Regions from separate parts of the Mus musculus genome. Here region 2 is linked to region 1. The links are chromatin loops, found by intact Hi-C in ENCODE. Cell type or tissue: left cerebral cortex. All regions are shown on one strand. Each heading gives the region's core, and the rest is flanking DNA. Links, peaks and the distances in the headings are about the cores only. Region 1 has its middle 56 kb from the start of Gm25802. Region 2 overlaps Tent5c (terminal nucleotidyltransferase 5C).

Region 1 (5,373 bases), core at 97-5,096:
AAAGCCCTGGCCTTCACTTCCAACATCAAAGAATGCATTAGTGGTACCCAAAGGGGAAGCATTTTGGGAGGCAGTGGCTGTATTATTTCACAAGTTATGAACACAAGGGATAGCGATGCTGGGAGTATCATGTAGTATTCCAAAGAGTAGTGGTTTTCAAAAATAAAATCCCATATAGCACTGTGCTAATTCAGTAGGAAATCACAGCAGTGCTGCTGGAGGTGTGGGCTCTCTACAGCATTCTTAAACACTTACCCGCTTCTGAGCTCAATAATCTATGCAGCAAGACAAACCTTTTAGAAGACCCCTTTCCTGAATCCACAAAATTTAGTGTATGAGGATGTAGTGTAAGTATGTAGTTTCAACACAGCTACATTACTGCCAAGGTGAGAGCATGCACAGGTAGCTATTTACAACTTCTGAGAGACACCTGGCCAGATCAGAAAGGGACAGAGAAAGCTCCCTGGTGGAAGGAACTTAGTTTAGAAGTATGCATGGAGTTATCAGGTTAAAAAAATGTGGCTGTTTTCAGGAGAAAGAGAATGTATGAGTAGAACTTTAAAGTGGTGTGTGTGTTTGTGTGTGTGTGTATGTGTGTGTCTGTGTGTCTGTGTGTCTGTGTGTCTGTGTGTGCTTATACCACAAACAGAGGAAGACCTCCTTGGACAGATCACAGGAATGGATGAATCAGATGAGCTTCCCTGTCCCCCTCACTGTCTAAAAGAGCCACTCATGGGTGTACACTCAAATACATATACCTGTGTGCACATGTTTATGTGTGTGTAGGTGCATGTGTATACAGGTATGGGCATATGTGCTCATGTGTATGGAGACCTTGTGTGGCTTGTTAACATAACACTGATTGAGCCATATTCACAGCCCTTAATTTAAGACTTTTCCTAAAACTGACTTTGGATTAAGGAATGCAGGAATATCTGCTGGAGAAACAAAGTGAGGACCAGGCGATGTTGAGCCCTGTTGAAAGAGAGCCTTGAGTATGATCCTTGGTAATGAGCTTGGATGTACTCTTAGGCAGTGGATACCATAAAAGATTTCAAATTGGAGGGATGAAATGACGTAGCTTATATTCCAGATCCGTGGCACCATGTGTGATGAACCTTTAACATTTAGATCAAAGGCACATAGTGGTGATGCATGGCAGAGACATAAAAAGATGAGAGACAATCCAGAGCAGGGTGGGAGGACAGGAATGGACTTGGGTCCTTCGAGGGGTTTACTCGGATATAGGAGACAAGTGGAAGGACCCAGGGCTCATAATGAGAACATGAAGGATAGAACTGGACAGAAGAGTAGACGATGCAGGGACAGCAGATGAGGAAAGATGAGGAGATGGAGGCCTTCCACAAGAGCCAACCAAAAAAGGTGCCAAGAGGAACCTGCTGAAGAAGGAAGAATCAATCATACCAGTGGGGCTGTCATGAAAAATCAAGACAAAGTTTCAAGCAAGAAGCTGATAGCGTCTGTGGGGCTGTGAGAGTCTGTTTGATCCAGTCAGGAGGACCAGTTTGATCCAGTCTGTTTGATCCAGTTGAAGGACTATTTGAGCCCTGAGCCACATTGCAGAGAATGGAGGGGCAGAGAAGAATGTACGGGCAAGACGTAGATGGCTCTCTGCGGGTGGAGGGGCTTGACAGTGAAGGACGGTGGAGGTTTAAGGAGCAGCTGTGTTGAGTGGGGAAGCTTTTGAGAACATTGAGACACCTGAGAATCTGTTTATAGTGAGGGAAAGACATGCCAGGGAGCTGCGTGAGCTGTCTTTCAGAAGTGCTAACAGTGGCTCTCAGCCTTCCTAATGCTGTGACCCTTTAGTACAGTTAGTTCCTCATGTGTGGTGACTCCCAACCACGAAATTATTTTTGTCTCTACTTCATAGCTATAATTTTGCTATTGTTATGAGTCAGAATGTAAATATCTGTGTTTTCCAATGGTCTTAGGTGGCCTCTGTGAAAGAGTCATTTGACCCCCAAAAGGGGTCACAGTCTACAAATTGAGAACCACTATGCTGGAGGAAGGCATCTTCCTGCTGTTGGTCCCACTGAATACAATGACATCGTCAGAGATTCTTTAGTGTGCCCACGACTTACTGCTCTTCCAGGCTATGCGTGGCTGTATGTTAAGGGGGAGGTGTGGGAATCCAGACAGACCCAGAGACCACATTAACTTAACTCTGGAGCCCCTCGGGATAGACACAATTCTCAGGCCAGCAACCTGCTTTCCAAGGGTCTCTCTGGTGGACAATCCAGAAAGGCCACTTCTTACCAGTTTCTAAAATGCTATTTATTTTCAAGGTCTATTACTTTAATTCAGTTTCATTCAAAGGGGTCAAATGTCTCCTGGGTGCCTTCTGAGCCCAAACTTGCCCAATGATGGGAACACTACTCATACCCTTAGAAATGCTGTCTTTTGTAGGTGTTCAGCTTTTCGGGGATAAAAAGATAAATTGACATAATAACCAAGTTACTGCTTTCTAAAACTGTTTAGACCCCCCCATACCGCCCTGATTCTAAGCTCCTCCATTCACTTAGCTTAAGTAGCAAGTACAGGCAGTCCTGGGTTGAAAATCAAAAAACTGAGATGAAGGAAGCTTGTCTCTGCTTAAAAGAACCTTACAGGGAGACCGAGAGGGGGTGCCCATTCTCTGGAAGTCTTGATTGTCATGGTCAAGATTCGGATGGGGAGAGCAGAGAAAGTGCTGACTGACCAAACGTGTCTGAGAAATATGGGAGAGGGTGTCATCAGGGAAAGCTCCCCAAGGGACCGTTTGGAGTAGAGCTTCAAAGGGCTGTCAAACGCTGATGTTCAGTAACTGCGTGGGGACCGGGGAAACTGGCAGCTTTCTTCTAGGGCTGAACCTGAACATACCGGAAGCCAAAATACTTGCAAGCCCTTTGTGTCCTGAGAGCCTGCTGTCTTTCTGCATGCTGACACCTAGTGGCTGTGTACATTTTTCACACTTTCTTAGAATGCTCAGGCTCCTCTCTTCCCCCTCCCTGGTTGTTCCAGTTAAGGAACTAGTGGACCCCTGATGGCGGACAGGGATGCCTCCCATAGCCCACAGCCTGTGAAGCTGGGACTGGACTAGAATCTCACTCCCTGGACTCCAACATCGGATTGACTCTGATGCAGTCCCCACCACAGCCAAGCTCTCACCATTGTTACAGAAGGTCCAGTAGGTCTCACCTGAGTGTGCTGGGACATTTCATGTCCCACTTGCAAGGGTGGGGACATTTTAACATAAAAGAAACATGGAAGCTAGTGGCTTAGCCAAAGAGAAAAAAAATGGGGTATTTCCTTCTCACCCCATTCCTACTGGTCCAGCCTTCAAAGACCTATCTCACTTTTGAGTAAACATGGTTAAGAGATGCTAACAGAGTGGATGCAAATTGTTAGCTTTTGGTATTGGGAAGCCAGAATGCTATGAGAGATTGGAGGGAGAGGCCTCTAAATTCATTTCTTTCTACCTATAGCTGCTAGAAGAGTAAAATCATTATTGAGTCTCAAGGGCAGTGGGTTCTAAAAACACCTGTCAGCTGTTGCATCTCATAGAACAGTGTATTCAAATATGGTTCTTTGTTAGAGCTGAAAGTTTACATGTCAAGTGTTTCAGAAGCTCACCTGGCACTGCAAAATCTACCATGGCGTCAATGTCCTTGCTAGCAACCATCCTGGCTAATCTTCACACATCACCGTGTTATGAGTGGTCATGTTGTCTTTCTGTTATATGTTTTGTATTAACGACAATTTCAGGCTATTAGTTTGTGCCAGCAGTTAGTGAAGAATAGATCTTAAGGAGGATACAGTAAAAAACATAGGGCTAGCAAGACTAATAGAATTGATACAAACCACAGCAGCTAAGGAGTGAACAAGCTCGAGGAAAACCTCTCCATGGAACAATAGCTTGAGAGAGAGAAGGGCTAAAACACGGATTCTAATATTTGGTCTCAGTGGCCCCATCAGCTTGGGAGAGAAAAGGTCTACCATTTATCCATCCTTGAGGGAGCTCCTGACATTTCATATGTTCATGTGTAGCATACTGTCAGGGAGGCAATACTGAGACTCATAGTGTTTGTTTTTCCTGAGGTCACATATGTATTATATGACAGTGATGCTCAGTGGAACAATGAGACCTAAATTATTTCACTGGTACTTTAATTCGTTTATGTCTCCAAGGCTGGGTTGTCTCTAGCCACTCTTGTTTTTTCTTTTTTTTTTCCATGTAGTATGTGTGTGTGTGTGTGTGTGTGTGTGTGTGTGTGTGTGTGTGTGTGTGTGCACATGCGCGCGTCTGTGCATATATGTATGTGAAGGCCAGAAATCAAGCTCTTTATAGCTGTCCCCCTTATCTCCTTATTTACCAAGACAGGATATTTTACTGAATGGGAAGTACATGGATTGGCAGGCAGGGTGACTAAGGCATCTCTAGGGATCTGTCTGTCTGTCTTCATTTCCTCAGTGCCAGGGTTACAGAAGTGTGTCACCATTCCTGGCTTTTTATCTGGGTTCTGGGAATCTGAACTCAGGTCCTTATGCCCACAGGGTGAGCATGTAACCAACTGAACCTTTTTCCCACCTTCCTCTCCCTGTTATTTGTTTCTTTTTGACATCCCCTACATAAAGGCTATTAACATGAAGGAAGAATGGTTTCTGGCTGGAAGTAAAGAAAGCTTATCTAGGTAACAGTTCCTGGAGGGGCCTGGCCATGCAAGGCTGGACCTTCTTATCTTCCAAATTAAAAATTCTGGGTTGCTTCTGAATAACTCATAATTGAGGCTGGCATCCTGGCTGGTGATTCTAGGCACTCTGGGGAGTGCTAGAATTTCTTCTTGTACCCATCAAGCTGAATTTACAGCAGGGAGAAGGGAGGAGGTTGGGGGCTGCTTCTGATTAGCTTGCATCTTCTGCCAAAGTTATATGTCCTCTCTGTGGGCAATTAAGTGTTTCTCACGGACCCACCATCTGGGTTCAGCAAACTGGGGAGTGGCTCTCTCTCCACCCTACCTCACTCCAAATCCAGAGGCCAAGCAGCAAGACTCAGAATATCCAATCCTTTCTCTAGCTCCCATTTTTCCTTACTTCTCGGGATAATGGCTGCCTGCATAGCCCAGTCTGGGGCACAGTCCACTCAGTGGTCCTGCAAAGAGTCAAGAAACCACCACAATTACTTTTGCTGGAGCATGAATTGGTGACTTGAAAGACAAAAAGAACTTCAACTTCAACTTCCCCGGTCACTTCCAAGAAAGAAGTTTTCAGAGAAAAGAGTCCTGACTCACTGAGAGTTTTCAGAACAATTTATGTCTTGTCATTGTTTCTTAAATGTGTCCTCAAATTCATGTGTTGAAGGCTTAGAGCCAT
Region 2 (5,373 bases), core at 104-5,103, 130 kb before region 1:
GGCTGAGATCCTTCTCCCTTTGGGACTGTGGACACCCAGCGCGGCCAAATGATCGAAGCTGCGCGTCTCTCGGAAACTTCTCGAGAATTCAGCGGCTGTGAAACCTGGTTCCTCCCCTTTGGGGATCGAAAGTCGCTTACTGCGTAGGCTGAAAGCCATGTAGTCAGTCCGTTGACTCTGATAGCGGTGCTGTCGGTGGCTTAGAGGCGCGGCTCCCGGATCGTCCGGGTCAGGGAACTTCTTTAGCGCAGTTTGCGAGGAGGGTGAGAGCCTTCTCCATAGGAAGAAGTTGAGGAACCTGCAGTACCAGCTGGTAGCCTTTACACCTAGCGCGGGCAGGCTGGAGGGCAGGAGACCGCAAAGTCCTGGAGGGCTGGTGAGGAAATGCCTAGTTGGTTTTTCAAGAACGCAAAACTTCCACCAGCATCGATTGTCATCCCTAGGTGGTCTAGGCCTCTTTTCTCTCCTCTCAACCTTTAATGTGGAGAAACCGTTCAGAGCCCGGACCCAAGTCTTAAGCCCCTCCCTCAATTGAGGATAAAGTGCTTACAACGAAAGATTTAATAGACTTACTGATTTTTTAAGAATAGCTGTGTATGTAATAGTTTGAATTATGACGAGTTTGGTGTTCTGGAAATAAAGTTAAGATGGTCAAATCCTCCTAAATTAGGTCCCCAGCTGCCCCGCTACTCTGGGAAGGAGGGTGACGGTGGCCATTGCTGGCTACAACAACTTCCACTGTAATTTGCTTGGCAAGGCAGCGAGGGAGCCAGAAAGCTAGCCAGGCAGCCAAGAGGGTGGTAGGAAGGCTTACCAAGAATTCTATCTTGCTGGAAGTCACCAGAGGTGTGATTGTTTTTCCACATCTTACCCCGCAGTCGAAGGGTGTGGGGTGAGGAGTAACGAAGAGCCACTTTTCTCTCCCAGCTGCTACAGCTGGACCACCAGTGGTCCTGTCCTCTGCTGGCCTTGTTTGTGGGGATGGAGGGCTTAGTATCTTAGTATCCGGATCGGACAGCTGAAACCTTCTCTCTGAAGAGACACTTTGGTTTAAGAAGCTTTTAGATGGAGAGTTCGATGTGTGGAATAATTGTCCCAGGATCTGCACAGGATGTTGCTTACTATAGTTAAAATTGTGGGGGTTGTTGAGCGATCTCTAGACTGTTACTAAAAGAAAGGTCCCGAAGTTTTATGAGTAACTTTAGTGTGTGCACCTAGAACAAACAGTCACACTCTTTAGTCTGAGTTTCTCCCATAATACCTACCTTGTATCTAGAGATTAAGTTTGTGAACTCAGAAGGGAGGACTTGGCTCCTGGCCTGTTGGTCTGAGTGTGAGTGGAGTGCCAAGGGCTCGCTCTCCAGCTTTTCCAGCTCTGCTGCAAGTATAGCTACCAAGCTTTCTGCAGGACTTCCAGCCTCTGCCCTCCATCACCAACCCCAGTGGGGATGCATCCCCCAGTGTCCAAGGGCAGGCAGATTATACTTGCTTTGCATTGCCCATGGGAAAGTCCAGGAACCACTCAGCAATGAAAGCAATTTAAAAGGGGACTGTTGAGCCCTGTTGTACTATTAGTTAGGCTCAGCTGCAACAAAACTGGAAAGCTGCATTGAATGTTTCCTTTCTCCCTCCCTCCCTCCTGCCCTCCCTTCCCAGCTTCATCTACTAAGTAGTACCCTGTCTCTATCTCTCTTCTATGCTATGCTGTCGTAGAATCAGCCATGGAAGAAGGACAGCCTATATTATTAAGAAAAGCTGTAGAAGCAGAGATGGGCTAAGAGTTAAGATGATGGCTAGGGGGTTCTTATCTCTTTCCTGGCCTCCTGGACACTCTCTCCTCTCTCTTCTATCTCTCTCTGAATGTTTGGAGATTAATAGGGAGTGAGTCAGAATCTGAGGTGTTTCTTGGTTTAAAACTAGTCTGTTGGTTTTTTCTCATTATTGAGGTAACCGGCGAATAGGGGAGATGCCTTCTACCATCCCACTGTTTTGACTGTAGCTGTTGAAATCGTATTATGATGGCACCAGCTTTTCCATATTTGACGACGTGCTTGTGAGTTTAAAGCTACTTGAGAAAAGCTGACCTTCTAATTTCTTGAACCTGAGGTTTCTCCCGCTTTGTAACCTTTTGACTGGATGCGTTCATTGAAAGGGAGTTTTGGCTTAGAGTTCAAAAGGTTTATAGACAACATCTTTACATAACTCAGCTTTGTAATGGGAGTCTTCTGAAGTGTTTCAAATTAATATTCTGTACAGCTGGGCCCTGGGAGCTTGTTCTTGAAGTGTTTGCAGAGCGTTTTGAAACAACAGGGGGAAAAAAGCCCTTCCTATGAAGAAGTAATTACTGACACGAAGCAGCTCTGTGTAAGGGTGTTTTGTGGTTTCAGAGCATTTTGCACTGTGGTCCCTTTTTCTTGGATAATGGAGGTTGGGTCAGAAGGTGCTTCCTAGGTGGTATGTGCCAGGTGCCAGCCAGGCAGGCCAAGGGAATGATAGGCGAAAGGCCTGCCTGTGGAAGAGCTTTAGAGGTGAGCTCAGCTGGCCTGACTTTCTGATATACTTGAAGAACTTGTTTTTCTCTCAGTTGTCCTTGCACGTGGACCCCAGAAAAGTGTGGGTTTGTGGTCACTGCAAAGTCCTCACCCCTGCCTAGAAAGTGCATGCATGGCCTTGTGTGCAGACATGCGTCTGTCATGTGAATGCACACTCTCTCTGCTGGGTGCTGCCTGCTGTTCTTTGCGCAGGCGGAAGCATGCTTGAAGTGGCTGTCCTGCTGGATCAAGGGACTAGATGGAGCTTGCTTTCTGTGTCAGGAGCGCCTGGTTTAAAAGGCTGGATGATGTCTTGATCTTTTCAGTGAAACCTCTGTAGTGTAGGCTTGGAGCAGAGGAAAGGTGCCTGCATTGACCAACAGCTGAAACTCCTAAGGCTGGCCGGCTTCTAGCCCCACCCCTGAGCACCTCAGCCCTCCCTGTCCTCCCAGCCCCAGCTTGCTCTCTCTCTCTCTCCCCTGTGTTCACTCAGCTGCTTGCTCTGCTGACTCTTTCGTTTTGACTTTTTTGTTTCTCACTGTCCTCGCTGACCTGGTTTAGAGGGGACTGTGGACAGGAGCTAGATGAGAGCATCAGCCCGCCTCCCTGGCTCTGGCCAGTGCTCAGTCCTGTGTACTTGGAGCACTCAGCGCCTAGGATCTGCCCATCCCTGAGGACTCTAACCCTAACCCTAACCCTAACCCTAACCCTAACCCTAACCCTAACCCTAACCCTAACCCTGCCTTCCTCCAAGATTGTTATTTCCTGATGCTTTTTTTTTTTGCTGTCCCATGGGCAGGTCTTCCTTAGCTGGCCTCCTTTGCTGTGCAAAATACAGACTTAGATATTGGGAGAGAAAAAAATAAACAAAAAACTGAACACAGTCCATTCCCCCTGATCTCTGTGAAGGCTCTGATGGATCTCTCCTCTGAGAGGACTGCTTCACCATTCACCATACATCTCTCTACTCCAGTGTGTTATAGGATTTTTTTTTTCACATTTTCTTGTTTTTAAAAATTTAAAAATTTTAACATTGAACTGAAGGGCATTGTTGTTGTTGTTGTTGTTTAGCCATCCCCCATTGCCTCCTTGTCCGGCCCCATCATAAAAACTGAAGAAAGTTATCCAGGGATTATGAACCATCCCCCCATCCCACCCAGGATCCCTTAGCTTCCATACTTGGCCTTACAGGATGAGACCAGGTACCTTCTCTGTGGCCTGTCTGTCTGTCTCTGACACCCCTCTCCCCCCCCCCCCCTGCACTATGGTGACCCCTGCCCCTGTTTGTCATAGTTAGACATAGTCAGGCATCAGGACTCAGCAGCTGCCTGAGGCGCTAGTGCTAGCATGTGGATTATGGGGATATAGAGGAAAGAGTAGGGTTAAGAAGACACACGGTGTTTGCTCTGCCTTGTTCCTCTAGAAGCCAGCACCGCCGCTGCTGCTGTGTCCCATTCCAGACTGTTGTAGACTTTGTGCTTTTTCACTTGCCTCTTGTAGGCTGCCCCTCACTGGGGGGCACCTGGGCACTGATCCAGACAGACCCCTGACCACTTCAGGCTTTCATTTCTTTATTGTTAACTATGTAGCAGACAGAGTCAGTGCTGACCCAGAAACATATGGGACCAAAAGCCTGGTAAAGTTAAACAATAAATCGATTTGTCTGCTTAACTATTTTAATAATCTGTGCAAAACATGTAAAGGAGATATTTTCTTTCCTTCCTTTATATCAAGTCCTTGGAATCTATGCTATATTTTGTATATACTATGCACTTGTCTGAACCTTCTACCTTTCGAGAGCTTGTGGTTACTGTATTGGGTGGTGTGAGTCTGGCCCATGTGAGCACGGTGTTTTACTCTCAAATCCTGGTTCTCTGCATGTGAGAAGCAATAGTAAGCTATGCAGAGTTACTGGAGAATGTATATAGGCTGTATGCTCTGTGTGGGCAGCGATCTCTGTCTCCTGCCTTCAGGTCCCAGAATCCTAGGAGAGAGCTTACAACACAGTAGGCGCTTGGGTAGCTGAGGAAATGTGAGGTGTGGCTCAGTCCCCACGCTGGCTTATTGATGAGCACCCATCCTGTGAGGCAGATTTGACTCCTCAAAAATAAAAAAAGAGCCGGGTGTGGTGGCGCACGCCTTTAATCCCAGCACTGGGTGGCAGAGGCAGGTGGATTTCTGAGTTCGAGGCCAGCCTGGTCTACAAAGTGAGTTCCAGGACAGTCAGGGCTATACAGAGAAATCCTGTCTCGAAAAACCAAGAAAACCCAAACCAAACCAAACCAAACCAAACCAAACAAACAAAAAAACACAAACAAACAAAACAAAACAAAAACAAACAAACAAACAAAAAACCAAAAAACCAAAAAACCAACCAACCAAAACCCAGGTTGTTTGCTTCTCCATTTCTTGCTCCTGTTTTAGTAGGTTGTTTTTTTTTTTTTTTTTCTTCTTAGAGAATAGCTGGAAGAAATATAGATGAAATCTGAGATTGGCAGGGGACCAGGGCTGATTTTTATTAACAGTTAAAATTTGCCAATCATTTGTCATTAGTTAGAACTTACCAACAATTAAAAATTCAAACAAACATGCAAGAGGAGTGAGCTGTCAAGGTGAAGATGTCTGGGATCTCTAGTGACAGACATTCTATAGGTAGTCATGCTGGTGAGCTGGAGTCATGGCTCATGCGGCTCGACGCTGATAGAGCATTACCTTTCAGAAAGTTGTTGCCTGTGTAAGTATTGTGCTGTGGGTTTATTTCTCCATGCAGTGTTACCCTTCCCCCACCCATGATGTATTTAAGATTAGCATGTTTCTCTCTGCCCTTTCCTATGCTCAGAGG

What was found. A loop is a pair of places that touch in the nucleus more often than their neighbours do. Peaks named below come from ENCODE experiments on the same cell type or tissue, not always from the same donor. Only the 100,000 strongest peaks of a DNase experiment are listed, where the experiment ranks them.
Region 2: a loop joins it to region 1, with 2.2 times the contacts of the local background. A loop is called at or near these places in 2 of 42 quality-filtered maps.

What each region holds. Positions count from the first base shown.
Region 1 is chr3:100,356,744-100,362,116 of GRCm38, reverse strand. No RefSeq gene overlaps it. Among named protein-coding and RNA genes, the nearest start is that of Gm25802, 56 kb to the right of the region's middle. In left cerebral cortex, for the core only: a CTCF peak has its summit at 2,949 (motif pointing left); a DNase peak (open chromatin) is centred at 2,932; H3K4me3 peaks cover 329 bases.
Region 2 is chr3:100,483,247-100,488,619 of GRCm38, reverse strand. All of the region lies in intron 1 of Tent5c (terminal nucleotidyltransferase 5C), which reads left to right. Among named protein-coding and RNA genes, the nearest start is that of Tent5c, 3.3 kb to the left of the region's middle. In left cerebral cortex, for the core only: no CTCF peak of the experiment used is centred there; DNase peaks (open chromatin) are centred at 642 and 2,713; H3K4me3 peaks cover 635 bases.